Linked DNA regions of Homo sapiens: region 1 is linked to region 2. Evidence: chromatin loops called from intact Hi-C (ENCODE). Cell type or tissue: Calu3. All regions are shown on one strand. Links, peaks and the distances in the headings refer to the core of each region. The heading gives the core; the rest is flanking DNA.

Region 1 (16,368 bases), core at 3,329-11,328, 180 kb after region 2:
ATAACTTTTAAAGATCAAATTACTTCTATGCATTTTATGTGCCCCAATTTCAAGTGTAAAGGGCACATACAAAACTATGAAGAGGGACAGATGGCAACTGGACTTTACATAATGCTTGAAATAGACACACTGATGATCCTAAACACATTTTTAGATATCTAAAGACAAAAATCATCATTGAAATAGAATTTAAGTGAAACAAGAAAATTTTAAATTAAATATATATTATATATATTTAGTACACATATATTTAAAATCATCTTGTTTCACTTAAATTCTATTTCAATGATGATTTTTGTCTTTAGATATCTAAAAATGTGTTTAGGATCATCGGTGTGTCTATTTCAAGCATTATGTAAAGTCCAGTTGCCATCTGTCCCTCTTCATAGTTTTGTATGTGCCCTTTACACTTGAAATTGGGGCACATAAAATGCATAGAAGTAATTTGATCTTTAAAAGTTATAAACCTACTTTCAGTCTCCTAATGCAAATGTAGAAAATGTGGCCCCTCAGAATGTACTTGATAAAGACTTATTAAAGACTTCCCCTAGAGAGAGAGGAATATATATATGTAGGTGTTTTGGTAGAGACAGGGCCTTGTTTTGTTGCCCAGGCTGGTCTTGAACTCCTGGGCTCAGGCGATCCTCTTGCCTCAGCCTCCGAAAGTGCTGGGATTATAGGTATGAGCCACTGTGCCTAGCCAGACAGTTTTTTTAAAAGAAATTCATCTTCACATTGTGACTATCAATGTATCATACTAATATCTGAAAAGCTCATACAGATTCAGAGTTCAACCACCTCACTCCCCTAACCGCACCCCCCTCCCCCCACCCGCCAAAAAAAAGAATAAAAAAAGAACAGTGGTCTCTTCTGTTAAAGAAAAGAAAAACAAACCTAGGAGAAACCAAGTTTGGAGACAACAGATGATCTGTTGCTACTGGAGGCCATCTCTTCATAAGGAAAGAGAGCATCGCCACTGCCTCGGGCTCCAGTCATGCAGGTGGCCCTATGTATAAGTCACTCAGTCTACCTGAAGCAAACTGCTCCTCCCAGAACAGTGAGAAGAGGGCCTGGTAACCAAATTACACCTTGCTGCTTTTTCTGCTCTCACTCTTTTCTTCTGGTTCACATGAGAAGAGGGGATTCTGAATCATAAACTAGATCTAGAAGACATACTGGCTATAGTTTTTGGTTAGTGAAACATAAACAGAAATCTATTTTGATTTGTATTCTCATTCTTAAATCAACTTTCTCAGACATATCAACACCTTTTTTTTGGCCAAAGTACAATATGGCAAATATAATTTACTATTTCTTATCAAATTAAGATTGTGATCTATCTCAAGGTCACAATTAAACATGACGTGTGCTTTTTAAAGAATAATTTTAGTTACAAATATATAAATAAGGCCACCTGTAATCCCAGAACTTTGGGAGGCCAAGGCTGGCAGATCACTTGAGGTCAGGAGTTCGAGACTAGCCTGGGCAACATGGCAAAACCCCATCTCTATTAAAAATACAAAAATTAGCCAGGCACGGTGGCACGTGCCTGTAATTCCAGCTACTCAGGAGGCTGAGGCAGGAGGATCACTTGAACCTGGGAGGTGGAAGTTGCAGTGAACCAAGATGGTGCCACTGCACTCCAGCCTGAGTGACAGAGTAAGCCTCCATCTCAAAAACAAACAAACAAAAAAAGAAATTACAAATATATAAATAAAAGAAACAGAACTAGTGAAGCTCAGCTCGTTTCCTAAAAAGTAACAGTGAAACTGGAAAAGGGAATCCCAGATTCACCCCAAGCACTCATTCCCACAGCTGCTGGGAGGGTCAACGGGTTCAGTTCTGCTTCCTCCAGCCTCTCTCAGGTGCAAGAGAGGAAAAATATCTTCCATCTACCCTTGTAAGTTCTCAGCTGGGAACCCCTTCACAAAAGACAGATTAATAAGAGAAAAAGCATAGAAATTTAATTAATATAAGTTTTACATGGCATGGAGATGTCCATGAGAAAATGAAGACACAAAGAAAGGGTTAAACTGGGGTGTGTTTCTGCTGTTTGATGAAGAGTGGAAAGTCCTGGGGAAATGTGACAGGACAGAATATGGGCTAAGAGCACGGGCTAAGAGTATGGGCTAAGAGGGGTAAACGGGGGGACACTTGGCAGGGCTCATTTGTTCTAATTACTCTCAATACCCCTCTGTCTTTGGAGATAAGAATGTTGTCCTCCAGGTCTAGGAAGGCACCTCTCACATGAGGGTCTTATCGCCTGCTTCAGGAAAGAAGGACAGAGGCAGGTTGGAGAGACCTTCTTGCCATTTCTCGAATTCCTTCAGCTTAACATATTCACTATGCCAAGGTGCCATATTTTGGGGTTGCCCTGAACCCCATCAAAGGCATTGATTTCTAGCGCACTCTCCCATAAACTTTCTGTACCCAAATCTCAGTCTCCAAGACTGCTTTCTAAGAAAACTGTTTTGTGTCTGTGTACATGTAAGTCAGTAAATATAAACATCAGTGAAGGGCAACGCATCACAATGCTGAAACATCTTTCAAAGAAGTAAGATTAAGGCGATGAACTTGAAAATGATTTTGTAATTGTCTTACAAAATACACATCCATGTTATCCTTGCAATTTTGTTTTCCATGTAAAACATGTCACATGACTGAAAAGGTTCTCATTAACCTATTAAGAACTAAAAACCACCATTGAGCTCAACCAGGTGTTCTTATTCTCATGGTCTGACATGTCTTCCTCTCCTTCCCCACTCTCCTTCTTCCCCAATAGTCTTCAGACATTCAGTTAACTATGGTATGTGCTCTTTTTCTCAAGGCCAAGTATTTCCAAGTCTCCTCTTATATGATGTCTTATATAAATAAATGTTTAAAGTATATCAATATAAAATTGAGATAATGGAAATATTTACTGTTCCTATCACTTCATCTTTTCAAAGCCAACTTTAACAGCAAACACTATTGGCCTCGCAAGGCAGGAGATCTGAAGACGGATATATTAAATAAATAATTTTGATATGTACCTTGAGCCAAGATAATAATATAAGATTGTGAACACTCGCTGGGAAAAATAACGATCTGGTGTAGAAAATGACAGGATATTTGAGAAAATATAGGTATTTTTCTGGACAAAAGTAAACATTAATGTATTTATGAGATGTTTCTCACTGAGAAGTAAACTCTGACCTTTTTTCTCTCTTGCCCATATTCCTATCTAAGGGGCCTGCGGAGTCACGACTACAAACCACGACTACAAACCAAAACATCTCATCAGGTGGGCTTTATTTCACCCTATATAATGTGGCTCACTTTCCAACCCAACACTGGCATAACATCACATGAAAGATAAAGAAAGAAATCAAAATATTTTACCCCAAAAAATATGTAGGGCTTTTCGCCATATTTTAAAATGGCCCTGCAGAGTCTTTTGTGGGGGAAATTTTTGTCCGTGAAGAATCTCTGTTAACACAACTAAATCTTCCCCTTCCAGGCCCTCCCAATCCTGAAGAGATTAATTGAGAATCTATTTCTATTTCTATTTTTTATTTTTATTTTTATGTTTGTGTTTTTTGAGACAGGATCTCACTCTGTCACTCCACAGGCTGGAGTCCAGTGGAGGGATCTCAGCTCACTGCAACCTGTGCATCCTGGGCTCAAGCAATCAAGAGTCCAGCACCTTTTAAAGGTTTGAAGAGGAGACATTCACCATCTATTGTATCTAAGGGCAGCCACCTATAAGATTTCATAAGAACCTCAGTGTCCACAGCCCCTTATGTTAACCCAGACACTCCTTTCTATTGCCTCTATTATTCTATTTAGATAATAACTCTTTTAACCAATTGCCAATCAGAAAATCCTTGACTCCATCTACAACCTGGAAGCTCCCTCTTGGAGTTGTTCTGCCTTTTCGGACTAAACCTCATGTGTATTGTATATGTCTCCCCAAAACATATAAAACCAAGCTGCAGCCCAACCACCTTGGACACACGTTCTCAGGATCTCTTGAGGCCACGCCTCCGGCCATGGTCACTCATATTTGGCTCAAAATAAAACTCTTCAAATACAGAGTTTGGCTGTTTTTGTTGACACTGTAGGGATAAAAAAGCTATTACATAATATTTGACTGTACTGACTGAGTTATAATTTACAAAGGACAGAATTCAAATAAATAAGAAGGAAATTCTAGAGAGGCAGCCTTGTTGACTGACCATCTTGCTATCTGAAATGTTCAATTGTGGGAAGTGGAAATGGACTCTTTTCCTACACCATAGACGAGGCTAAGAGTAGGCAACAACCGGCCATGTACTACACGCAGATGGATGGCAGAGACAGCCAGGACCTGGATAACCTTGATACCCTAGAAAGAGACACACTACCTGTGAAGTATATGTACCCAAAAGACAAAAATTATCTGAATCTAATCAAGGACTTGGATCTAATAACTGGTTTCAAAAAATACCAATGAGAGCTGGGTGCAGTAGCCCATGTCTGTAGTCTCAGCTACTCTGGAAGCTGAGGTGGGAAGATGGCTACAATCACGCCTGTGTACAGTCACTGCACTCCAGCCTGGGCAACACAGTGAGAGCTCGTCTGGTAAAAAATACACATGTAGGTGATGAAGGAAAATGATGCCATGGGGACATAATCAACAAAATCTAGAATTGGAAATTTCTAGATGTAAATTATTAGGTTTCTTCAACAAATAGCAAGGAAAAAAGAAGACGGAGGGAAATCACAGATTAAAGAAAGGTGATACATATGAAGCCAATGTGATATGTGGTCCTTGTTTAGATCCCAATGCAAACAAACCAAATATAAAACAAACATTTCTGAGAATTGAGAAAATCTGCACACTCACCAGATACTGGATTATATTAACATTATTGTCGATTTTAGGGCTATTAATAATATTGTGTTTATGTTAAAGAAAGAATCCTTATGTTTTAGAAATATATGTTGGAGTGTTTCTGGATGAAATGATATGATGTCTGGAATTTCCTTTAAATAATTTGGGAGGTGGGAGGGTGGGTGGAAAAGAAACAGATGAAATAACAGCAGACAAACGGCAGTGATTGTTGAAGGTGGGTGATGGCTGTGCAGGGTGGGTGAACTGAAGAAAATGATGGAGGTGATTTTTTTTTTCTTTTTTTTTTTTTTGAGACGGAGTCTCTCTCTGTTGCCCAGGCTGGAGTATAGTGGCCTGATCTTGGCTTACTGCAACCTCTGCCTCTGGGTTCAAGTGATTCTCCTGCCTTGGCCTCCTGAGTAGTTGGGACTACAGGCGTGTGCCACCACGTCCAGCTAATTTTTGTATTTTTAGTAGAGACAGGGTTTCACCATGTTGGCCAAGATGAATCTCTTGACCTCATGATCTGCCCACCTCAGCCTCTCAAAGTGCTGGGATTACAGGCGTGAGCCACCGCGCCTGGCCTGACGGAGGTGATTTTAATCCATTTAGAGGTTTATTTTGCCAAGGTTGAGGAAGCACCTGGCAAACAGAGACACAAGCCACTGTAGGATCTGTGGCACCCCCTTTTTCTGAAGAGGATTTTGAGGGCTACAATATGAAAAGGGGAAAAGGAGGCAGGAGGGGAAAAGAAGGAAAAGGAGAGGGAGGGCTGGTCACGTTCTTTAGAATCCACATGAAAAGGAGCGGGTAGATGAACCGTCAATTCTGCATTCATCTCCTGCTCAGTACATCTGTACTCTACATAAGATAAGGTGAACTTCAGTAGAGGAAGCAACTGAATATGCATTCGTCTCAGGGTGCGCAGCGGGACAATTTCTAGGCTCCTCTCGTCCCGTACTCTTGAAGATAAACTGTTAATTTACATGGTCAGAGTGAGGGAGGCCCCTGTGGAAACATGTGGCCTTCTATCTGTAGCTATTAGTTTAGGAGCAAAAGGAAAGGCAGGGTTTTTTGGTTTTTTCATGACTCAGTTTTCAAGCTTAACTTTTCCATTTTGGCATAGCGAATTTGGGCTCCCAAGATTTTGTCTTCCTTTCATAGGAGAAAAAATAATTTCTTTTCTCAATCCTTGTAAGTTCATTAGTGGGACAGATTCCTGTTAGCAGAAGACAGATTAACAAGAGAGAGAAAAAAAAGCATTTTTATTTACGTGTGTGTCTATCCCATGGGGAGAAAGCTGAGTTCAAAAGTAAGGTGGCTTAGGGCCCTGGCTTACATAGCACATCTAGCAAAGAACAATATATTCAGAAGTGACAGGACAAAGGACCAAGCAGCTCCAGGCTCCCAAAAGTGGGACAACTATGGAAAGGTAATAAAGCCTGCTCCCAGATTCCTCTGGCCCTGCTGGCGCCAGCCCCTGCACTGATAAGTGAACCACTACTTACATCTCTGTCTTCAGGCAGATAGGGGAGGCAGAAGCTTCTCCGCATTTTTTCACAGCAATTTTTATGGCCTGCCTTAGGTAAGAAAGGGCAGCTCAGACAGCCCTTTCCTGTAACTTTACTTTCCACTTGCCAAAGAAGCATATTTCGGGGTGAAATATTCTGGTGTTCTTCAGATGTATGGGGATTCATAAGATTATTTTCTCTCCTGCTGTCTAAAATTCCACAATGAAGAAGTTAAAAAATCTCTACTGTAATTAAAAGTAAACTGAAAAATATTACAGTTATAGTGAATTAAATAATTGAAGTTTTCATATAAAAATGCAAGTTTTTAGAATCTATGCATCTGAAGGATTTTTTTAATCTAAAAATTGAATATAAAATATGTAAATTATGTTCTTTTCTAACCTAGGATGCTACTTATTAAAAACCTAAATTATTGCTATAAAGAAAATAATAGAGATATTTTAGTTCATCTTAATTATATATTTTATAGTTTGGTTTTTTGTTTTGGGGTGTTTTGGTTTTTATTCATTTTATTTATTTATTTATTTATTTATTTTGAGACAGGGTCTTGCTCTGTCTAGAGTGCAGTGGTGCAATCATGGCTCTCTGCAGCCTCAACCTCCTGGGCTCAAGTGATCCTCCCACCTCGGCCCTCAAGTAGCTAGAACTACAGGTGCTCGCCACCACACCTGGCTAGTTTTTGTGTGTTTGTTTTTTTTGTTTTTTTGGTAGAGATGTGGTTTTGCCATGTTGCCCAGGCTTTAATTATATATTACATAGGGACTATCAAAGACACTGTCAGTGTAAACATGCTAGAAGCCAATATAAGCCACTCCAAACAAGCAGTGTACCTACATGACAGCTTTTCAATCTAAGTCGTGAGGCTTGGTCAGAGTTGTGCCTGAAATTATTGAATTTTATTTCATTTCTTATGCACTGTTATAGCATTAGTAAATGTATTATGCACTATTACAGCATTATAATTCTTATGAAATAAAACATACTCTGTATGATAAAACAGATGCTGAGTTCTACAGAAACTCTTCAATTTATATTACCCCAGCAAAATATCAGCAATAATGGCTAACAAGTATGGAGTACTTTCCGTAGTGTCTAATATATTACTGCATTACATCAGTGGAGTGGTATTATTAGTGCTTCTCTTTCTTCTCAGGCTGAGGAACCAGCAGATGAGAGGGTTCATGAAGGAACCACTAGTTCCAGAAGTGCTGGATCCTGCCTTAATCATCATTCCAAAGACTCTCCTTATGATGATAACAATTAGTTGAACTCACTTTCTAGAATCCAAAATTGCAATGGTTCTCCAAATTAATACATTGTATCATGAAGTAAATTCACCTTATTTATTACTGTTTTGCTTTCATCCACCAGTAGAGGGAGTACAAATTCACCTATAACTGAGTCCAAATCCCAAAAACAGATTTAGGGAATGACAGGATCAGGCAGGAGTTTAACTCCTGTATTTTTATGCGTTAAGGAATCCGAGGTGACAGAGGTTGGGTGAGTTAATGCAGTTACATGGTTGGCCAATGGTGGGGCCAGATGAACAATTCGCACCCCCTGGCTTCCAGAACAGGCTGGTTTTACCACCGGTGAGGCTGGTCCTTTCAGTGGATATCAGGTTTCCTTCCTAGCCCACTGGGTGGTCATGTGGAATATTTCAGAAAGCCAAGCTCAGTTTCCCTCAAGAAACGTTAGTGACCACTAGTTTAAGATAAATTTTTATTTGGCTATGGTGAAACAGCTGATCATATAATTCCCCCAAATGAACATTAATTTAGCAAATTAATATACTGCACAAATAAGTATACAAAAGCAAAATTGAGAGCTAAATGAAGACAAAATTCCTCTCTGGGTCTTTCAAAAACACAATTTATCAGTTGAGAACTAATTGACTGTTTACAACTGGAGGTGAGAAGGGTGTATTCACAGATGTCTGCCTGAGACCATTGGATAAAGGGGATGAGTTCCAGTTAAATTTTGAAAAAAAAAAAAGGGGAAATAGCAGGGCACGGTGGCTCACATCTGTAATCCCAGCCCTCTGGGAGGCCGGGACAGGCAGATCGCTTGAGGTCAGGAGTTTGAGACCAGCCTGGCCAACATGGCAAAACCCCTTCTCTACTAAAAATACAAAAATTAGCCAGGCATGGGCAGCTGTAGTCCCAGCTACTCGGGAGGCTGAGGCAGGAGAATTGCTTGAACCTGGGAGGCGGAGTTTGCAGTGAGCGGAGATCGTGCCACTGCACTCCAGCCTGGGCGACAGAGTGAGACCCCGTCTCAAAAAAAAAAAAAGGTGTGTGTGGGGGAGGAGGGGAACAAAACAAAAAGCTGACCCTGAAAGTCTCCTTACTACTCAGTTTGAGAGACAAAAACTCCAGCTCGCCTGTTGTTTATGCTCATGCCTGGCTCTCCTTCCACTGCCTGCCGTACACTTTGCTGGGGCGGGGCTGACTCTGTCTCCTTAGGGGCAGGACTGTCTATAACACTGTCTTAAGTTCCACCTCTTCTATGCCTGGGAGGACACACCTGTTTCGTGTTCATTTGCATTCCCAACTTATCTTTCTTCTTCTCCTGGTGGCCACAGGAGGTGCTTTGTCGGCTGGCAGGTCCATTTTGGGTATTCTAATCCAGGCTTCTGACTAGGTTTGGTAGCTATTCTCATTCTCATTTTACTTCTTATTCATTCTAACTCTCATTCTACTATTTTTTACTTAGACGTAGTTTTCTTGGTAAGAAAGGCCATGGTAAGCAGACGTAGTGTGCACAGAAATATGCAGCCCTTCTGGGTGCCTGGACCCCAGTAGCACCATAGTCACCCGTAATAGCCACATAATAGCCACGCCTAGTTCTAAGAGTGAGTAGAGTTGGACCAAGTTGTGAAACTTCAAGTTTGCTTTTGTTTTTAGTCGAGGCCTAACCTAGGCTTGGCTGGGCACTTTTTTCAGGGTGCTAGTGTTGTAGAACCTCTGAGAGCAGCGAAAGGTTTATAAGATTTGGCCAAGGCCAGAGGGCGGGAGACAAAATCTCGCAATTCTGACCTGCCTTTGGACATAATTGAGGCTTTATGAGGAAGGTGGGGATGCGGGAGTGGCGATCCCATGACCAAAGCTGCTTGCCTCCCTCGGTCCCTTGGCCAGATGAAACTTCTGGATGCCTTCAAGGATGTCTATCTGACCAAAGGATCTTGTTCTTTAAAGATAAACAAAGCCGGGCGTGGTGGCTTATGCCTGTAATCCCAACATTTCGGGAGGCCAAGGCAGGCAGATCACTTGAAGTCAGGAGATTGAGACCAGCCTGGCTAACATAGAGAAACCCCATCTCTACTAAAAATACAAAAATTAGCCAGGTGCGGTGGCATGCGCCTGTAATTTCAGCTACTTGGGAGGCTGCGGCAGGAGAATCGCTTGAACCCGGGAGGCAGAGGTTGCAGTGAGCTGGGATTGCGCCACTGCACTCCAGCCTTGGCCACAGAGTGAGACTCCAAAAAAAAGAAAGAAAGAAAGAAGGAAGGAAGGAAGGAAGGAAGGAAGGAAGGAAGGAAGGAAGGAAGGAAGGAAGGAAAAGAGAGAGAAAAGAAAGGAAGAAAGAAAGAAGGAAGGAAGGAAGGAAAAGAAAGAGAGAGAGAAAGAAAGCAAGCAAGCAAGCAAGAAAGAAAGAAAGGAAAAAGAAAGAAAGAAAAAGAAAGAAAGAAAGAAAGAAAGGAAGGAAGGAAGGAAGGAAGGAAGGAAGGAAAACAAGTTCATCAATCTCGCAGGCAGACCCTGGAGGGTTAGGATATGAAGGTAATCAATTATTAGCAACTCCCCTCCACCAGAATGACTTCATGCCAGCAAGTGTGCACAGGGAGAGGAGAGGACAAAGAGAGAGGAAAATAAGCAAAACAGAGAGAGGAAAATAAGCAAAGCAAACACCTTAGGGTTTTTGTTTGTTTGTTTGTTTTTGTTTTTTTGAGACGGAGCTTCACTCTTGTTGCCCAGGCTGGAGTGCAATGGTGCGATCTTGGCTCACTGCAACCTCCGCCCGCGCCCTCCCCACCCCACCCCCAGGTTCAAGTGATTCTCCTGTCTCAGCCTCCTGAGTAGCTGGGATTACAGGCATGCACCACCACGCCCAGCTAATTTTGTATTTTTGGTAGAGACAGGGTTTCTACATGTTGGTCAGGCTGGTCTTGAACTCCCAACCTCAGGTGATCCGTCCACCTTGGCCTCCCAAAGTGCTGGGATTACAGGCTTGAGCCACCGCGCCCGGCCTAGGGTTTTTATACTATAGGCTCAGTCGCACTAGCCTGGTCTCCTTTTGCCTCCAGGAAGCCGTGTGCACCACCTACATGCTGTAAAGATCAAAGAATGCACTTATCTAGGCCACTGCTGTCATGTCTCCATTTCTTTTTTGTTTTTTGCTTTTTCTTTTTTTTTTTTTTTGAGATGGAGTCTCGCTGGAGTGCAGTGGTGCAATCTCGGCTCACGGCAACCTCTGCCTCCTGGGTTTAAGCAATTCTCTTGTCTCAGCCTCTGGAGTAGCTGGGACTACAGGCGCATGCCACCACACCCAGCTAATTTTTTGTATTTTTAGTAAAGAAGGGGTTTTACTTCATTAGCCAGGAAGGTCTCAATCTCCTGACCTCGTGATCTGCCTGCCTCGGCCTCCCAAAGTGCTGGGATTACAGGCATGAGCCACAGCGCCCTGTGCCATGTCTTCATTTCTGCAACCAACACCTCCATGCTCAGGTCTTCCAGTCTTCCAGCTGTGATCTTTCTCAAAACTGACACTGGGAGTGAAGCAAGCCTTGGAAGGAGTGACAAATACACCCATCCCCTGCAGCCCCCGCAGACCCCATTCATCGATCACAGCTCTCCTTCCACCACTCATTGATCACAGCTCTCCTTCCACCACTCATCGATCACAGCTCTCCTTCCACCATTCATCGATCACAGCTCTCCTTCCACCATTCAGTGATCACAGCTCTCCTTCCACCATTCAGTGATCACAGCTCTCCTTCCACCATTCAGTGATCACAGCTCTCCTTCCACCATTCAGTGATCACAGCTCTCCTTCCACCATTCAGTGATCACAGCTCTCCTTCCCCCATTCAGTGATCACAGCTCTCCTTCTTCCATTCATTGATCACAGCTCTCCTTCTCCCATTCATCGATCACAGCTCTCCTTCCACCATTCATCGATCACAGCTCTCCTTCCCCCATTCATCGATCAAAGCTCTCCTTCCACCATTCATTGATCACAGCTCTCCTTCCACCATGCAGTGATCACAGCTCTCCTTCCCCCATGCAGTGATCACAGCTCTCCTTCCCCCATTCATCGATCACAGCTCTCCTTCCACCACTCATTGATCACAGCTCTCCTTCCACCACTCATTGATCACAGCTCTCCTTCCACCATTCAGTGATCACAGCTCTCCTTCCCCCACTCATTGATCACAGCTCTCCTTCCACCATTCAGTGATCACAGCTCTCCTTCCACCATTCAGTGATCACAGCTCTCCTTCCACCATTCAGTGATCACAGCTCTCCTTCCCCCATTCATTGATCACAGCTCTCCTTCCACCATTCAGTGATCACAGCTCTCCTTCCCCCATTCATTGATCACAGCTCTCCTTCCACCACTCAGTGATCACAGCTCTCCTTCCACCATTCAGTGATCACAGCTCTCCTTCCCCCATTCAGTGATCACAGCTCTCCTTCCACCATTCAGTGATCACAGCTCTCCTTCCCCCATTCATTGATCACAGCTCTCCTTCCACCATTCATTGATCACAGCTCTCCTTCCACCATTCATTGATCACAGCTCTCCTTCCCCCATTCATTGATCACAGCTCTCCTTCCACCATTCAGTGATCACAGCTCTCCTTCCCCCATTCATCGATCACAGCTCTCCTTCCACCATTCAGTGATCACAGCTCTCCTTCCACCATTCAGTGATCACAGCTCTCCTTCCACCATGCAGTGATCACAGCTCTCCTTCCACCATTCAGTGATCACAGCTCTCCTTCCCCCATTCATTGATCACAGCTCTCCTTCCCCCATTCATCGATCACAGCTCTCCTTCCACCATTCAGTGATCACAGCTCTCCTTCCCCCATTCATCGATCACAGCTCTCCTTCCACCATTCAGTGATCACAGCTCTCCTTCCACCATTCAGTGATCACAGCTCTCCTTCCACCATTCAGTGATCACAGCTCTCCTTCCACCATTCAGTGATCACAGCTCTCCTTCCCCCATTCATTGATCACAGCTCTCCTTCTTCCATTCATTGATCACAGCTCTCCTTCTCCCATTCATTGATCACAGCTCTCCTTCCCCCATTCATCGATCACAGCTGTCCTTCCCCCATTCATCGATCACAGCTCTCCTTCCACCATTCATTGATCACAGCTCTCCTTCCACCATGCAGTGATCACAGCTCTCCTTCCCCCATTCATTGATCACAGCTCTCCTTCCACCATTCATCGATCACAGCTGTCCTTCCCCCATTCATTGATCACAGCTCTCCTTCCACCATTCATCGATCACAGCTCTCCTTCCACCATTCATCGATCACAGCTGTCCTTCCCCCATTCATTGATCACAGCTCTCCTTCCACCATTCAGTGATCACAGCTCTCCTTCCCCCATTCATCGATCACAGCTCTCCTTCCACCATTCAGTGATCACAGCTCTCCTTCCACCATTCAGTGATCACAGCTCTCCTTCCCCCATTCATCGATCACAGCTCTCCTTCCACCATTCAGTGATCACAGCTCTCCTTCCACCATTCATTGATCACAGCTCTCCTTCCACCATTCATTGATCACAGCTCTCCTTCCACCATTCAGTGATCACAGCTCTCCTTCCACCATTCAGTGATCACAGCTCTCATTCCACCATTCATCGATCACAGCTCTCCTTCCACCATTCAGTGATCACAGCTCTCCTTCCACCATTCAGTGATCACAGCTCTCCTTCCCCCATTCAGTGATCACAGCTCTCCTTCTCCCATTCATTGATCACAGCTCTCCTTCCACCATTCATTGATCACAGCTCTCCTTCCCCCATTCATTGATCACAGCTCTCCTTCCACCATTCAGTGATCACAGCTCTCCTTCCACCGTTCATCGATTACAGTTCTCCTTCCACCATTCATTGATCACAGCTCTCCTTCCACCATTCATTGATCACAGCTCTCCTTCCTGCTGAGCTTGGGTGTAGTCTCAGAGTCCTTCTCAACATAGCATTCCAGACAACCACCACCAAATGTGGCTTGACACTCAAGTAACACACATTTACCATTACTGCCTGTCAATGAGAATTAGAACTGGACACCAGTTAAAGTGGTGGAGCTGAATTTTAGGGAGAAACTAAACTGCTGTAATAGGGGAAAAGAGACTTCAGCACAGAACTGAGCTCAATTTGAATACAAGGATAAGTGGGAATTTATCACTAAACAGCAGGATGGGGGCATCAGTGGGTGGACAGTCACTAAGAGGAAACATCAAGGGTAGTAGGTTCTTGAGAAACTGACTCAACAGGGTCCTTGCTGAGAGCAGGCCGGCAGGATGGGATATCAAGAGTTGGGAATTCTTTTGTAGGGGAGGAAAAATATCTTTTCTCCTACCCTTCAGAGTTTGTGGCTGGGGACCCCGTAATAAAAGACAGATTAACAAGAGAAAAGCATAGAAATGTATTTAATATAAGTTTCACAAGACACAGGAGCCTTCATAAGAAAACAAAGATCCAAAGAAACGGTTAAACCTTAGTGTTTTTATGCTAGAATGGATGAAGAGTGGAGAGTTCTGAAAAAATGTCTGAGGACAGAGCGGGAGCTCCATATAGTCAACTGGGGAAAATTTAGCAAGTCTCATTCACTCAGATTCCTCTCAGCATCCCTCCATCTTTTTTTTTGAGATGGAGTTTCACTCATGTTGCCCAGGCTGGAGTGCAATGGCATGATCTTGGCTCACTGCAACCTCCAACTACTGGGTTCAAGCGATTCTCCTGCCTCAGCCTCCCAAGTAGCTGGGATTACAGGCATGCACCACCACGCCCGGCTAATTTTGTATTTTTAGTAGAGACGGGGTTTTTCCATGTTGGTCAGGCTGGTCTCGAACTCCTGACCTCAGGTGGTCTACCCGCCTCGGCCTCCCAAAGTGTTGGGATTGCAAGTGCGAGGTACTGCACCTGACCCCCTCCATCTTTAAAGTCAAGGACACTCCTTCCCTCTGGGTATAAAGAGATCACCCCTTACATAAGGGTTGGATAATCCGCTTCAGGGGAAGGTCAGAAAATCATTTCACCAATTCCTTCAGCTAAAATATTCAATATACCAAGTCAGTGTGTCCTGAACTCCACCACTCTAAACTGACATAGCAGAATTTGTGATAAAACTGAACTCAGCAAAGATGAACACGGAAGACCACGGAGGACACCTGATGAAGAAGAGGGCTCAGAGGAGCATGGCCACAGTCCAGTTAAGGAGAAAGTCTTTGTCACGCCCCAGAGTTAGAGTACACAGCCCTCCCTAGCTAAGAAACTGTAAATAACTCTACAGCAATCCATCTGCAGCTCCAGGTAGACAACGTCACCTGCACCATCAGCCGCTTTTGACACCAGGCAATTCTAGGCACCTCGGCATGCTGAGTGTTTTGAGCAGAAGGAGGTTGAGAGGGTCACAGAAGCAGGTTGAGAGGGTCACAGAAGCAAGAAGGTCTCTCCAATCTTCTCCTGCCCTCCTTTCTCCTAATCCCCTTTGCCCTCTAAAGCAGGTTGTAGAATCTAGAATTCACCTCCCCTGAAGCAAGCCATCAAACTCAGGAACATCACTCTCTGAGCTCCTCACTACTCCACTGAAGACCCTCATGTGGCAGGTATTGTGTCCTACACCTGGGGCGGGGGAATGAATTCATAGACACAAAAAGAATCGGAACAAACAGGCCTAAAGGAGTTCCCCCAAGTTTATTATCATTAGATCACACTCCCTTTCATCCAGTCATGATTCTCTACAACTATCTACTTTTTTTCATCAGACTTAGCATAAAAATACACAGTTTTCCCTGGTTCTTGGGCCTTCATTCCTGAAGGCTCTTGTGACATGTGAAGCTTTCATTAAATATATTTGTTCAGGTTTTCTCCTGTTAATCTGTCCCATGTTACGGAAGTGTCAGCCACGAACTGAATGGGTGAAAAAAAGAGATTACTTTTTCTCCTCTACAGGGCTCAAGGCTCAGAAAGGTATTTTTCAAAAAAGAACTTGAGTCGTATAGCTCTATTTCATTTTTTCCTCAGAGACTATATACACAAAATTGAACAAGCATTTTATAACTTGTTCAAGAAGGCAAAAATATAGGTCACTGAAAACATAGTCTTCTTGAATTACTTTTTTTTCCAAACTTTAATTTAATCCTTGTAATAGTCACATCAAGAAAAGCTTTTTCTATCCATTTTCTTACCAGTTGAACACTCTTTTGAAAGTGGACTTTCAGTCACACAGCTCTGTGTTTCAGCTAATAACCTACTTTGCAGCTGACATACAGGAATACAACGGCTATACAAGAAAGAAATGTTATTTTTCTTTTCTATGGAATTGGGTCCAGAAAAATGCCTGTGAGAAAGGCTTTTTGCATGGACATTTGTCCTGGCACTTTTTCCTTATTAAAAATTTAATGGCGTGGGCCACATATTCATATTCAGATCAACTCTGGGTACTTATCCCAGTAGCTATGATAATTAAGATTTTACTTTTATGACAGTCTAGCAGAGCACAGGTTTTATATTCAATATTCTGCCACTTGACAATTCTTTAGCCAGCTTTTCCCAACTTCCCTTCTCATAAGACCCCACTCCAGATACTGATTCAACACGGCTGACATGCAGGCTGGAGTCCTGGTATTTACAAAGAACCAAAGAACCGCAAGTGATGTTTATAACCAGAAAGGTTTGGAAAGCACCACTCCAGGCAAATAGTCAGTTTTAGGGGTTTTAAAAGATTTTC
Region 2 (16,368 bases), core at 2,761-10,760:
AATTATGTGAGAGCATCATGCTGAGCTTTGAAGATACAGTGGTGAGCAAACATATATCCTGGCTTCATGAAGATTATACTCTAGTTAACATGAGCAACAAAATAAAATAATCACACAAAATATATAGGTTCAAGCTGAAATGAGTGGCTGCACCAGATTCTATGAGATAAGAAAGGAAGAAGGACATTTTTCACCAAGTTCAAAGACTGGGATACAAAGGAATTTGTCCTGACAAAGGCAAAACAAAAACAACAACAAACAAAAAACCCAAAAGAGCAAAATGACAGTAGAACATAACGGGGCCAGATCAAAAATGCTGACAGGTTCCCAAAAGAATAAAATGACGGTAGGACATGACGGGGCCAGATCCAAAATGCTGACAGGTTCAAACAAAATTGGAATTGAAAATCAGAGTGCGTTCAAGAGTATCAAACAATACTATCTTGTTACTTGCTTATTACCTTAGTAGACTGGAAGCAACACTTCACACAAAAAAAGGGTTTGGATGTAATTTCGGATAAGAAGAGATGTTTCTGTAAAGTCTTTCCTGAGAAGCATATTATTTGAGAAAAACACATATTTCTGTTTTTAGTATTTCACTTTGTATAATGTCTTAATTTTTGAAGAGCTGGTATATTCCTATGATTCATTAATGAAAGTTCTATAAGATATAAAATATACAATGAGGAGATCTCCTCTTCTGTACCAGAAGAGTGCACATTCTACACACTGCGTAGCACCTTTCTCACTTACGTTCTGTCTGGGCACACTTCTGATTGACACGCAGAGGGCTCTCTCTGTCTGGGGATATTTCTGATGGGTACCGAGAGAGCTTCCTCTATCTTGGGTTATTTCTGATGCGTAGAGAAGGGCTGCCTCTGTCCATTATGGAAGGCTGGTGTTCACTGCAGGGATTCCACACTTCATTTAACCAGAGTCCCCGTGGACGGACACTTGGGTTGTTTTCAATCTTTCCCTCTTTCATACACACGCAGGAACATTTGTAGGATAAAGTCCAGATGTAGAATTGCTGAAGACAAAACAAAACGAAAACAGCAGATGCATTTGTAATTTTGAATATTGCCAAATTTCTCTTCAAAAATCTGTAGCCATTTTTTCTCCCACCAGCAATGTAAGAGAGGGCCACGTTCCAGCTACCATAACACCACAATTAGGAATTTTTGACAATCTGACAGGTGGAAAAAGGTAGCTCACTGTAGATTATTTTGCAGTTCTCTTACTATGACAAATTAATATAAATGACGTGATGTTAATGTGGTGTATAAGATCACCAAATTGTTCACCGCTTCATTGTTTACTTAAATGCTAATTTGGTGGTTATGACGTAGACAAACATAGAGTATGCTCCTTGCAGTCATGTAAACATGGTAAGAGTTCTTGCCAAAGGACGAAGCAAACGTTCCAGAGCTTATGTTGTTCAAGCTTGGTAGTGGCTCAGTGTGGCAGACATACTGGCTGTCCAGCCTTCTCCCTGTGTGTTATGGACATAAATTTGGGGTACAAGTGGCCTCATCTCCAGTTCCAGGGGTGGATCCTGATTCCTACACATTCCCTGATGGAATCGCATCCTCGTTGCCCTGGGAATCAGTTCCTGGCAGTGCAGGCCAAGGCAGTGGGCACACGCCTTCACCCCACCAGAGTGACTGGCTCAGAGTCAGCAACCTGAGCAAAGGTTGAGAATTTGGATGTTGTGTCGGAATAAATGCTTTCTCTTTCCCTTCCATGTGAATGAGGAAGTGTTGGCCCTGGAAGTGGTGGCACTTATCATGAGAAGCTGCCGGAGGTCACTGATGCCCAGGTAGAGGGGCTGAGGTCTGCACCAACTCTGGGCTTCCCTCTTCCACAGCAATGGCCCCTTTCATTTTAAGCCATGCATTTCCTACCACCTGCAGTGGAACGTCCTGTGTGCCAGGACTCGGGTTATTGATCACAACCCTGAGTCAATGAAATGTAATTGACTTTTATTAGGCATGCATTTTACCATAGTGTTCTATGGGACACAGTTTTGTGTTTTCCAATTTTAAAAGTTGGAAATGTTCTTGAATAGTTTTGATCCTAAAGCCTCAGAGAAAGTCTGTCTGTGACCCGCTCCAGAGCTGCCTCACTTTCTGACATGAGCGGTGCTCTTGGACAGCCGGCAACGAAGCCACGCTTGTGAAGGACGCAGCGGTTCTCACCTGTGGCACCCGGGGCACCAGTGGCTGGCCACTGCCCTACACTCTAAAGAGGGAAACTAAACTTTGGACTGAGAATTATATATTTAAGAAAGCCTTCAGAAATAATACATTTACATTATACATGACTCATTTATGGCCTTACCTGTGGTCCTGCCTCATGAAAGCATCAGAGGAAACGTTCCCCATTTGCTAAGGGGCATGTCTCCATCTCGCCTGTTCGGGTCCACTTCTCCCTTCATCCTCGCTTTGTTCTGTGATTTTCCGCTCCCTTCACAGGTCTCACTCAGAATGGGTCTTTCCCAGGCCGGGTGCGGTGGTTCACGCCTGTAATCCCAGCACTTTGGGAAGCCGAGGCGGGCGGATCACGAGGTCAGGAGATCGAGACCATCCTGGCCAACATAGTGAAACGCCGTCTCTACTAAAACACACAAAATTAACCAGGCGTGGTGGTGGCACCTGTAGTCCCAGCTGCTCAAGAGGCTGAGCACGGGAATCGCTTGAACCCGGGAGGCCGAGGTTGCAGTGAGCCGAGATCGTGCCACTGCACTCCAGCCTGGGCCACTGCACTCCAGCCTGGGCAACAGAGTGAGACTCCATCTCAAAAAAAAAAAAAAAAAAAAAAAAAGGAAAAAATAGAATGCATCTTTCCCTTTGCTCGTGTGAGAGGATTTTCAACATCCCAGCCCGCAGCATCCCAGAGCTCAGGTGTAGGGAATTTCCCGACTGCACGGACGCTCTGCCGGCCCCATGTGGTCAGGGCAATCCTCTCTTTGAATGTCCTTTCCACAAGATGTCTGTGAGGCCACCTGTCACCTGGGAGGGCTTCCCTTTGTCCAGGCAGAGGTGGTGGCCACAGCATCACGGCTTCCCAGTGCGCCCTGTGAGCCCCACCCCAACTCTCCCGCCTGCTTCCCGCCTGTTGTATGCACGCGTGTTCATTAACCACAGCAGGCCAAGCTTCTTTCAGGAGAACATTTCTTCCTTTTCCAAGGCAATCCCACAAACTAAAAATAACTGTTTAGAGCAATTCTTCAATGAGGAATGTCCGTGTGTGTGTGTGTGTCTGTGTGTGTCCGTGTGTGTGTGTGTGTGTGTGTGTTTGAGAGAAAGAGAGAGAGAGAATGAAAATGAAAACAGGCCGGGCACGGTGGCTCACGCCTGTAATCCCAGCACTTTGGGAGGCTGAGGCGGGCGGATCACAAGGTCAGGAGATCGAGACCACCCTGGCTAACATGGTGAAACCCCATCTCTACTAAAAATACAAAAAATTAGCCAGGCGTGGTGGCGGGTGCCTGTAGTCCCAGCTACTCGGGAGGCTGAGGCAGGAGAATGGTGTGAACCCGGGAGTCAGAGCCTGGGCGACAGAGCAAGACTCCGTCTCAAAAAAAAAAAAAAAAAGAAAGAAAATGAAAACGACCATTTCTGATACCTGTAATGCTTACGCACTCCAGCTTCACTGCCTGTCTGGTCCCTGGGTTTCCTCATCTTCAGATGCTGTGTTACTTTCCTCTGGATTCTGTAACAAATTACCACAACCCACCAGGGTGGCTGAATAGCCCAGATTTCTCCCCGTGGCTCTGGAGGCTGTAATGCTGGAATCTCGGTGTTGGCAGAACTCGGCTCCCTTCGAGGCCTTAGGAAGGACCCTGCCTTGCCTCTTCCTCGTTCCTCGGCTGCCTCCTTCTCCACGTGGGCCTCTCCCACATTTCTTATCCCTTTCTTGTAAGTAAACTAGTAATATTGGTTAAGAACCCAAACTGCTGTATACGGTATGTACTATATGCGGCACACAGTACATAGCTTACTGTCATTTTCCATTTAATTCTAACTTTCAGAGAAAAGACTATATTCAAAATGCCTCCCACAGTAACGGGCACACATAGTGCTCAACAAACTAGTTCCCTCTCTTTTGCCTTGGGGTATCCGGCAACTGTCTTACAAATGTAACAGTGTATGGTGGACCTACTGATGGAGAGACTTGTTCGTGTATGTGTTTGTCTTACCTCATCTACCCAGAGAGGTGTCAAAATGTATCTTATATGTACGGATGCAGCTTTTCTGCTGCACCCAGCACTCCCCAGGAAACATGAGCACGCTTTGTAACCACCGGTAACTTTCAAATGCTGTGCACAGGTAGAGATTTTCACAGGCTGTGGTGACTGCGTGGGTTCCTTCCATGCTCAGACACTGTCAAAACGGCAGTCAGAATGACTCCCATGAGCTTGGTTGGGAAGGCACCTTTACAAACAATACAGACTAGAAAACCTTTGTCATCCCACGGAAAACACTATCAAACACAACACAGAAGTATGGGTTTTGCGGTTTAGAGGGTTTTTCGATAAGTTTCTGCTGCCACCAACGGAAATAATTATCTTCACTATTAGAACGAGAAAGCAGTAAAGAAAGAATCAAGACAAAAAGTGACTTTCTCAGAAATATTTATATACTTGAGCAAATTAATATTTGATTTGGGTGAATCTGAATGTATTTCTCCGGTAATCGCTTCATTAAAAATAAAACTGTGGGCTGGGCATGGTGGCTCACGCCTGTAATCTCAGCACTTTGGGAGGCCGAGACGGGTGGATCATGAGGTCAAGAGATCAAGACCATCCTGGCCAATATGGTGAAACCCCGTCTCTACTAAAATACAAAAAATTAGCGGGGCGTGGTGGTGTGTGCCTGTAGTCGCAGCTACTTGGGAGGCTGAGACAGGAGAATCGCTTGAACCCAGGAGGCAGAGGTAGCAGTGAGCCGAGATCGCACCACTGCACTCCAGCCTGGCAACAGAGTGAGATTCTGTCTCAAAAATAAATAAATAAATAAATAAATAAATAAATAAATAAATAAGCTGTTTCGCAGAAACAGAAAACGAAATGCCGCATGTTCTCACTTCTAAGTGGGAGCTGAACGTTGGGTACTCATGGACATCAAGACGGGAACGTCGTCTCATCTCCAGCAGCTTCCAGCCCAGCACTGGGGATTCTAAAAGGGAAGAGGAAGGGAGGGGCCAAAGGCTGAAAAGCTACCTATTGCGTGTTATGTTCTCTGCCTGGGCAGTGGGATCAGCAGAAGGTCAAACCTCAGTGTTACACAATGCAATGAACCTGCATGCGCACGCCCAGAATCTAAAATAAAAATAAAATAAATAAATAGAAAAAATAAAGGCATTAAAAATAATTTTTCAGCTATATATATATATATATATTTCATCGTGTTTGTGATTTGGCAAGAAAAATCAAGAGAGGTCTATTTTTCAGATTTGAAAGTTAGTTTTTCTTTATTCAGATTCCGTTTTATAAATGAGTAATTTGTGATGTGATGGGCAGCCTTTAACATTTTAACTGACAATCAGTAGATGGATTTATCATCATGTTTATGGCTGTGCTGGTGTCTGTAAAAATAGTATACAGATAATTTTTTTTTTGAGACAGAGTCTCACTCTGTCACCCAGGCTGGAGTGCGGTGGCACAATCTAGGCTCACTGCAACTTCCACCTCCCGGGTTCAAGCGATTCTCCTGCCTCAGCTTCTCAGGTAGCTAGGATTACAGGTGCACTCCACCATGCCCAGCTAATTATTTTTTTGTATTTTTAGTAGAAACGGGGTTTCACCGTGTTAGCCAGGATGGTCGGCTTCCGGTGTTGTTTCAGCATATGGCTAAATTAAAGGCTTAGATTCTCAGTTTGCTCATTCTAATTTAGCTGAATTCTGAGTATTATGCATTTGTATCTGAGGTTCCAGGCCTCTCCCTCCTCCTTCTCGGGGTATTAAAACTCATGTTGCCAGGTGCATGACTGTAGTCCCAGCTACTCAACAGGCTGAAGCAGGAGGATGGCTGGGGCCAGGAGTTTGAGACCAGCCTAGGCAACATATTGAGACCCCATCTCAAAACAACAACAACCAACAAAATAAAAATTAAAAAAACACCTCATGTGAAGAGAGATCTCTCTGCTACCCTTGAAGATCAGAATAACATAAGTTCAAAGTTTCTCTGGTATCCAGTGAAATCTGCTCCTTCGGTTTTTTTGCATTGACCAAATTGCTAATGGTGAGGAAGTAACGAGACCAATGGAAGATGTTATTTGGCACATTAATTATTGGGGACCCATAAGCTGTTAGAGGTGAAAGAGACTTCAGCAATCATTCCATAGAAATGAAGCTCCAGGCGGGGCTGTGACCTCTCCCCGCTCACACGGCCTGTGAGGGTGGACGCTGAGCCCAGGAAATGTAGGTCTCCTGTGCCTCAGTCCTTCAGGGGCCAATTTAAATGAGAAGGGAAGTTGGATGGTAGAGTTCATGGAATAGCAGTTCCTCTGTCAGGCCTGTGTTTCTCTTTGCTGCCACTAACATATAAGAAAGAAACATGTTTCTGAGATGCCACAGTTATCACTTAAAGGCACTTTTCATTGTATTGCTGTCGGTCTGTGCTCACTGCTGACAGCAATGGCAGGCTGCCATCCTTGGAGTGAGGACCTGTGCTTCTACTTCCTGCTTCCTCTGAACCCCAGCAGCTGCCAGCACAGCGTCTAGGAGTAGTGGCTGTGGACATAATTAGGAGTTTCTTGAGCAGCCTAGTTAACAGCCCCACAGAGGGCATGATCATATAAGAACGTCACTCATGTCATTATCATTTAATTCTATCCGAAAAGAGTTAAAATCAACATTCTGGAGTTAAGTGAACAGCTTGTTAAATGAATAACATAGACATAAAATCCAGTGGGTCCAACAAGCAGTGATTACTATAGTTAATAATAATAATATCATCTTGATGAACAAGAACAGGAAAGAGAATACAGATAAGACTATCGCCATATTCACGTCTTTTGGGATCTTGCTATGTGCTCTGCATCATGCAGTGGGCTTTCCTTCTCACCAGCACTGTGCAAGTAGGATATTATTATTATTCCCTTTATAACATAATCCACGTGTTTTACAAGTGGAAAAGAAAGACAAGACAAACCTGCTGGTAAATATTTTGAACCCAATTCTCCATTTCCCCACTAGATGGCACTTTTATACCTCTCTTTGTTCCATTTTAAACTCACAGCAGATGGGCAGAGCGCACTTAATTTATGGTAAGTTTAAACAAATCCTATGTATATATAATATCTGGGAACTTTAAATCAAATAAACGGCTTCCATTCAAATATGCTTTCCTTTTCAAATATAACACTTGTAAATATCTGGTCCCCGGACAGCAGGTTCGCCTGTCCACCAGATGCTCCAGGACGGCGCTGGGCCCTTGCTCCTGCGCTGACCGCCCAGCCCGAGCCCCGGGGCCAGGTCCACGGTGCCCACGCGCGCTGTGTTCTGCTGGGGTCCGGCTTAGGGCTGCTTCGGCCCTCGGCGGCTTCCTCTGCGCTGTTGCTGCCCTCCCCACACCCCTACCCCTGCTCACTCAGCTCCTTCACCTCTTCCCTGATGAACTGGGGAACAGTATCCCCAACCTTGATCCCGCAATGTATTGTTAAGGCTGTGTTGTATTTTTAAAACAAACAAACATAAACATTTGAATGCTGAAGGCTTAGTGATAATAAAAATAGTCTACCCACCCCCCCACATCACATCACAACACACACACGACACATGCACATATAAAACACACATTCACACACGAAACACACATAAAACACATTCACACACATGAAACACACAAAACACACACAAAAAACATGCACACAACACATAAAATACACACAAAACACACATGAAACAAGCACACAGCACACAAAATACACACATGAAACGCACATACATATGAAACACGCAAACACACACATGAACTACACACATAAAACACACAGAGATACATGAAACACGCACGCAACGCACAAAATACATAAAACACAGATGCACACACACATACACATGGAACACGCACACAAAACACACACATGAAATACACACAGAACACACACATGAAAGACACAGGAAACACACACACACACACGGAAGGCACACACACATCGGGAAGCGGCGATGGTCACGCTCACTCCAAGACCCCAGCTCCCCGCGGAGGCCTCCCGGGCCGGTGTTCGCTGCCAGCCAAACCTAAGCCCGCTCCTCGCGGGGCCCGCGGGGCACCCCCAGGTTCTGTGCAGCTGAAGCTTGTACCATTTTGTGACTGTGACACAGGAAGCCTCCTAGGGACAAACTTCGGTCAGCATTTGAATCAGCCCTGACTCGGTGACAGTGTCTCATAAACGGGTCAGCTGGTTAGGGACTTGGAAAGAGAGCGGGGAAACGGGTGAGCAGAAAGCCTGGGGAACGGAGCCCAGCGGCGCCAAGTCGCCCCGGCGTCCACCTGCGCCCACCAGAGAGCGCCGGGCCCCCGCGAGCGGAACCTCGAACCGCAGCCTCCGGAGGGCTGGGCCCGGCCTGAAGCTTACACGCACTCCCTTCTCAGTCCCACTTTTGCCCTGTCTTCACCTTGGAGCCCCCGAGTTTCCAAAAGATACTGGAATCCAGTCTCAGCCTGAGCACCCTATAGCAAAGTTAGGAGTCAGCCCCACTAACTGGAGGTAAGTGGATCATGTGGGAGGCCCAGGTGTGCAGAGCCCCTGAAAAGTTACAGCGTCTCCACCTGGGCGTGGAGATCTGGGCCACCCCAGCCCCGCTGGGCATCGCAGGAATGGGCTTCCAGTGGCTCCTCAGTGTGGCCATTACACCATCAAACGAAAACCACCTCCCATGGAACATATCTATATAAAAAACAACAAAACAGACCCCTTCAGAAAGTGAGCTCAGATGACTCCCCTCTGCTAAGAGGTGCCTCCTGGGCAGGTATTTCTGTGGGTGCCACATACTTTTGGGGAAAATGAGCCCTTAGCAACTCATATTTTTATTCACAAATAAGCCATTAAACTGTTTATTGAAGGAAGAGGGTATGGTCTCTATTAGAAAATACAGAACAAACATTTACAAAAAAGTATTATTTTGGAATGAATTTCAGTTCAAGAGCTCCCTTTTAAAGTCACCCTAAGCATACCGGTTGCTACACAGGCAGGATTCAAAAATGCAAATATCAAAAATACTCAAAACTCTCAGAAACAAACCAGTGAAATTCATTGTCCTACTCATTATCCAATTTATCCAACAGTAATCATTACGATTGATTTCCAGGCCTGTAACTGCCTATTTTCATGGCCTGTAGAGAGGGGAGTATAGGGTGCAGGCAGGAGTGTCTGAAGGCATGGAAGTCTCTGCCTGGGCATTAACAAAATGAGTGGAAAAAGCAGACAATTGCATCTGCGGGCATTGATATCTCTTATCTGCACGTTAGACTTAGTTTTATGAGTAACTAAATTGAGTTGAGACTCTTAACTGATGTTCAGATTCACTGCCAGCACTCCCCACACATACCAGGAAACACCCTGTGTTCCAGTGGGCAGACCCATGCAAGCCCACCCCCAAAGCCTGGGGGTGCAGAGAGGCCGAGGAAAGAGGCTGACAAATCCAGACTCTCAGAAAGGAGCGTTGAATAGGGACTTATCCCACAGCTGCCCTCCAGAAAGCTTGCTTGCTTTTTCTTTCTTTCTTTTCTTTCTTTCTTTCTTTCTTTCTTTCTTTCTTTCTTTCTTTCTTTCTTTCTTTCTTTCTTTCTTTCTTTCTTTCTTTCTTTCTTTCATCTTTCTTTCTTTCTTTCTTCCTATCTTTCTTTTCTTTCTTTTTTGATATGGAGTCTCGCTCTGTCACCAGGCTAGACTGCAGTGACGCGATCTCAGCTCACTGCAACCTCCGCCTCCCGGGTTCAAGTGATTTGCACCAGCCTCCCGAGTAGCTGAGGCTATAGGCGCCCACCACCACACCCAGGTAATTCTTGTATTTTTAGTAGAGACGGGGTTTCACCATGTTGACCAGGATGGTCTCAATCTTTTGACCTCGTGATCCACCTACCTCGGCCTCCCAAAGTGCTAGGACTACAGGCATGAGCCACCGCACCTGGCCCAGAAAACGTTCTTTCTATAGCAAGCTTTTATAAGACTGATGCACCAGACCCTCTTGCAAAACTGCTGACCAGTGGGGAGGTTGAATAAGCATCTTTATAGGGGTCATCTATGCCCCAGGCACTGTTTGTTTATAGGGGTCGTCTATGCCCCAGGCATTGTTTGTTTGAAGGGGTTGTCTATGTCACAGGCATTGTTTCTGAGGAACTAATTGGTGAGCAGGGGTCCGACAGTCACTTCAAGATGGCCTTACTCTTGCCGTGCACTGATCTCGCCACTCAGAAAATGCTCAAAGGCCACTTTTTGGTGCACACAGGAAAGGTCTCTTCTATTCAGCTGAATCAAAACATTTGAAATTGGCTGTGTTTGTTTTCAGATCTGTTCAGGTCAATTTAACAATTATTGTAAAGAAGTAACTTACTTATAATTACATAAGCCCCAACCTGAAAGAATTCCCAATAACCAAAACTGGAATAACTTGAGTGACAGAATGAATAATCTAGCATTGGATTACATCTTAAAGTAAAAAATAAATATCCATGAGTTCATACTGATACAAAATGATTGAATGAACAAAATAATGAGAGAGAAGAGAGAAATCCGCTGTACAGGATTCCGGGTAAGTTACACCATTTCTCCTCTCTCAAGGATGTGGAGCTTAACCCTCTATCCCTTGCTTAGGGAGTAGAGCATGGATAGGAGTGAAAAGGTAATTTACAGAGGAGAAACAGGCTAGTTGATGAGGTAACATCATCAGTGGTAAGTCATCTTGATAGTGTGCACTGTTTAACAAGCAGATTTATTGATACATAATTCATATATACCCAAACTTCCATTTAAAATGACGATTCGGTGATTTTTAGTATATTCTCAGAGTAGTGTGATCATTAATCTAATTTTCTATCATCTTCATCACTCCCCCAAAGAAACCTCATACCTATGTGTAGATTTGCCTCTTCTGAACATTTTACATAAATGCAATCATACAACATGGGGTGTTTTGTGACCTGTTTCTTTCACTTTCACCTTGTTTTCAAGGAGGAACCATGTTCTAAAGCCTGTACTTCATTCCTTTTTATTGCCATATAATAAAAAGGAATTGCCCTTGTATAATTATACACATTTTATTTACCCATTCATCGATGGAAATGTGGGTTTTCTCACTTTTTGGCCATCATGAATAATGCTGCTATAAATATTCATGTATGAGTTTTTGTGTAGACACGTTTATCTTTCTGTTGAGTGTGTAGTACCCAGGAGCAGAATTTCTGGGTCATATGGGAACACTATGTTTCATATTTTGAAGAATGATGTTTTTGAAAGCAGCTACACCATTTTACATTCCCACCAGCAATGTCTGAAGCCTCCAATGTCACCACATCCTGGCTAACATCGATGATTCCGTCTTTTTGATTCTAAGCCCACCTTAGTGGGTGTGAAGTGGTATCTTATTGTGGTTTTGATTTGCATTTCCCCAAGGATTAATGATGTTGAGAACATCTTTATGTGTTTATCAGCCATTAGTACATCTTCTTTGGAGAAATATTTATTTACTTATTTTCTCCATTTTTAATTGGGGTATTTTCTTTTTATTACAAAGTTGTGAGTTCTTTACATATTCTGGATACTAGTCCTTGTTAGATACATGATTTGCAAATATTTTATGCCATACTATGGGTTATCTTTTCACTTTCTTGATGGTATTTTGTGAAATACAGAAGTATTTATTTTTGATGATGTCCAGTATATCTTATTTTTTCTTTTGTTGATTATAATCTTGAAGTTGTGTCTAAGGAACCACTGCCTAATCCAAGGGCACAAAGATTTAGTCCTGTGATTTCATCTAGGAGTTTTATAGATTTAGCAGTTACATCTAGCTGCATGACCCACTTTGAGTTAATTTTTGTGAGTGATGTGATACATGGGAGTCCAAATCCATCTTTTCCATGTGAATTCCAGTTGTCCCAGCACTGGAACCCTTGTCAAAACTCAATTGACCATAAATATGAGGGTTTGTATCTGGACTGTCAATGTTATTTCATTGCTCTATATGCCTGTCATCATGCCAGCTCCACACAATGTTGACTGCTGGAGATTTGCACTAAAGTTTGAAACTGGGCAACATGAGTCCTCCAAATGAATTATTCTTTTTTTAAATATTATTTTGGCTATTTTGAGTCCCTTGCATTTCTACATGAATTTTTGGATCAGCTAGGCTACTTCTGCAATAAAAGACAGCTGAGATTTTGATAAAGATCCATTTGTGGAGAGTAGCCATCTTAAAAATATTAAGTCTCCTGATCCATGAATGTAGAATATCTTTCCATTTATTTAGATTTTTAATTTGTTTCATATCTTTAGCATATAAATTTTGTACTTCTTTTGTTAAATGCATGCCTAGACATTTTATTTTTATGCTATTAAAATGCATTTTGTCCTTAACTTTCATTTTCGTATTATTTATTGATAGTGTATATAAATAAAATTATTTTTGTATATTGACCTTGTATGCTGCCTCATGCTGAAGTGGTTTGTTAGCTGTAGTGGTTTTTCTGTGGATTCCTTAGGATTTGTTTATATATATGATCATGTCATCTGAAAATGGAGATCGTTTTAACTGTTCCCTTTTTCTTTTTCTTTTATAATAGCCCTGGCTATAACATCTAGTGTGATGTTGAATAGAAGTGGCTAGAGTAGGCATTATTGTCTCGTTCTTGATATTAGGGAGAAAGCATTAGTTTCACTCCAGTAAATATGATGTTAGTTGTGGATTTTTCGTAGATGCTTCTAACCAAGACGTGAAAGTTTCCTCCTATGTCCAGTTTGCTAAAATTTTAATCAAGTTGAGGAAGTTTCCTCGTATGTATAGTTTGTTAAGCATTTTTATCATGAAAAGGTTTTAGATTTTGTAGATTACTTTCTTCCATCTATTGAGATGATGGCCATGATTTGTGCTGTATTCTGTGAATAGGATGCATTACACTGATAAGCTCTTGGATGTTAAACCGACCTTCCATCACCGTAATACATTCCACTTGGTCACAGTGTCTGATCTTTTAATATGTGATGCAATTAAGGTTGCTAATAATTTGTCAAGGATTTTTTTAGGCTATAAGGGTTATCACTGTGTGATTTTTTTTCTTGCTATGTCTTTGGTTTTAGTGTTAGGGTGACACTAGCTTTACAGCATGAGTGGGGAAGTGTGCTCTTCTGTTGTATGTTTTGGAAGAGTTTCTGAAGAATCAGTATTCATTCTTTGAATGTTTTGTAGAATTCACAGTGAACCCCTCTGGGCCTGGGATTTTCTCTGTTGAAGTCTTAAAATTCACAATTCAAGCATATCCATTTCTTCTTCAGTCAGTGTCAGTAGTTTGGGTTTTTCTGGGAATGTGTCCATTTCATCTGAGTAATTTGTGGCATGCACAATTCATAGTATTCCACTATAATGTTTTATAATTGTTCATAGTATTCCATTATAATCTTTTTTATTTCCATAAGGTCAATGCTGATGTCCTCTCTTCCATTCTGGATTTTATTAATTTGATTGTTCTCTCTCTCTTTTTCCTGGTAAGTGTCACTAAAGGTTTGTCGATTTTATTAATCTTTTCAAAGAATTCACATGTTTTTATTGATTTTTCTATTTACTCTTTCCTTTATGGCTACTGTAATCTCGTTTCCCTTTTAATGAACTTTTTTGACTATGCAACGACCAGTTCCGGTGGGTATATGACAGGGGAGCCCTGTCACAGCGCTACCCAGGACCCAGTTCCGGTGGGTATGACAGGGGAGGCCTGCCACAGTGTTGTCCAGGGCTTTGCAGATGGTTTGGAATTTCCCTATCAGTGCACTTGAACACCTTTATGGAGGTCTGTCCTGTGGCATAATTCAGATTCCAGAGCCACAGTAGAAGAGGTTTCACCAGATTTGTATTCACGTTGCTGAATCTCAGTCCACCCATCTCTAGCTGGAAATAGACTACAAAGTCCCTTTGTGATACTAACAGTGTATAGGCACTTACACTTTTGAAATTAGGCAATGTGAGTTCTCCAACTTAATTCTCTTTTTCCATATAATTTTGGCTATTCTTATTCTTATTTTACAGAGGAGAAGACTGAGGCACATAGAGGTTAAAAATTAGAGGAGAAGCGAGTAAGAAGTAGGCTAGAAAATCAAATCCATAGCATCTGCTCCTGAATCTACACCTTTCCCCACCACCTGAGGAATCAGCTAATAATGGCTTCCGAACTAAATCTGGCCTGCTGTCTTTGTAAATAAAGTTTTATTGGAACACAGCCATAACCATTCATTGACACATCACATATGGTGCTTTTGCTCTATAACAACAGAGTTGAGTAATCGAAGGGGCGATCCTGTGGTTCACAAAGCCTAAAATATTTACTACCTGGTGCTTTCCCAGAAAAGTGTGCTGATCCCAGCACTGCGCTGTACTGACTGCCATTATAATCATACATGCCTCAAGGCCATTTTGAAAACAAATAATGCAACTGATTATGCCTAGAAGAGTGTCTAGCACACACATAGACACATGTACACATAGACACATACACATGTATACACACACTTGTGTGTATATATAATATATATTAATATTATATATATAATATATATATGTGTGTGTGGGTGTGTGTGTATCAAGGTCCTTTTTCTGACAGTCTGCCTATCAGTAATTAATTGTATCCTAAATTATTTCTCTATTTTGGTTTTAGAGATTAGGTCATACCCGCTAGTCTGCTTTCCTTTCTCATTTTGGGTCTCATTTGAGCCCCATTCAGCTGTTCTCCATCACTAACATACAAGAAATGTCTGCCGAGGTTGTGAAGGATGAGGTCATGATTCACACTCGAAGGAGAAGAAAGGAAAGGCTGATTTCCGGAGTGAGACTCTGGTTTTTGGCAGAGCCAGTGACCTGAGCAGAATGAAATGACACTGTGAATTTTCATTCCAACAAAGAAGAAAGAAATCCAATTGAAAACTAGCTTTGACTAGATTTTGCTGCAAAATAGAAGATGATATTGAGCTAAATAATTCAAATTCTTATTCAGAACATAGAGAATGGGGGGGCATTCACTCTCTACCGTCAAGAGCCTGCTAAGGCGATTTCAGCTGCTCCACGCTCCCCTTGCTTCCAGCCTCCCACGTGGCCAGGCTGGAAAACTGCCACCACCTCCACATCCTACCCAGATCTCACCTGCTAGAGCACGGGCGGCAGGGATCCGCTCCCCAGCACATCAGTTTTGGTCCATCAGAAACAGAACATTAGAGAAGACTCTCAATATTGCTCATGTTAGAATAAAGCCAGCTTCTTTTCTATTAAAAAAATGCTTGTCCAACTCGCGTGAGGTTTGTCAGCGACGCAGAGGAGGGGCTTTTGTTGTTGCAGGGGTCATACTTTTCCATTTGTTTTTCCTCGTGGAATTTTCTCCAGCTCTCCCATTTAACACTGCGTGCCCCGCCCCAGCCTGGCCCCATGCAATGCTTTGGTGCTCCAGGGTTGCCGGTGGTCCTGCAGGGTCTGCAGTCACACAGGTCTCTCTCCTGGAGGCAGAGTCCCTGTGGGTCTCAGCCATGTTCTTGGTCAAATGCAGAAGTGAAAACAAAGCATTTCAATATTTATTGAATTACCCTATTTGCTAGCCTGCATTTTCATTTTCAATTTATTTTTACACATATTTGATACCTATCATGGGTTGGGTACAGAGCTAGGTTCCAAGAGGAAAACAGTAAGGAAAAAGCATTCCTGTTCCTGATAAGTAGTAATCTCTATTAAGAAAGTTCAATGAGGACAGAAAGAAATATCACAAATAATTGTAGTGCAAGCAGAATCATGTCGTTCCCAACTCTGCCCACGGAAGGGTCGCTGGGCTTCTCAAGGGCCTCTGGCCAGGATGTGGGATGTTACTGGAATAGACGTGCACCATTCTTTGATTCATTCATTCACTCACTCCCCACTTCACTTGCTTCTTATGCCCCGCCCAGCCAAGTTAAATCTCCTTCTGTCTCTCAAAAGTGTCAAACTGCTTCAATCTCTGGGGCACAGCATTTGTCATTGCTTCTGCCTGCCCCTTAATAACCATATCCACCTGCTTGTGTCTTTTAACTGAGTTATCAGTCACCTCCTCCATGAAGCTGTTGCAAGCTTTCTCAGGATGACGCCCCTCTTGCTGCATTGTTGCCTGGTCTGTGCCTCTGTGTAGAACTTGCCAC

What was found. Peaks named below come from ENCODE experiments on the same cell type or tissue, not always from the same donor. Only the 100,000 strongest peaks of a DNase experiment are listed, where the experiment ranks them.
Region 1: it touches region 2 in a loop (9-fold over the local background); 6 of 110 quality-filtered maps call a loop at or near these places.

The regions. Positions count from the first base shown.
Region 1 is chr4:186,465,287-186,481,654 of GRCh38, forward strand. All of the region lies in intron 1 of F11-AS1 (F11 antisense RNA 1), which reads right to left. Among named protein-coding and RNA genes, the nearest start is that of F11-AS1, 28 kb to the right of the region's middle. RefSeq lists a silencer at 6,229-6,523. In Calu3, for the core only: a CTCF peak has its summit at 7,859; no DNase peak of the experiment used is centred there.
Region 2 is chr4:186,290,003-186,306,370 of GRCh38, forward strand. It overlaps F11-AS1 (F11 antisense RNA 1), which reads right to left. Exons shown (of 4, transcript NR_033900.1): 2 at 754-1,030. It also overlaps a transcript of F11 not described here. Among named protein-coding and RNA genes, the nearest start is that of F11, 32 kb to the left of the region's middle. In Calu3, for the core only: a CTCF peak has its summit at 7,184 (motif pointing right); a DNase peak (open chromatin) is centred at 7,199.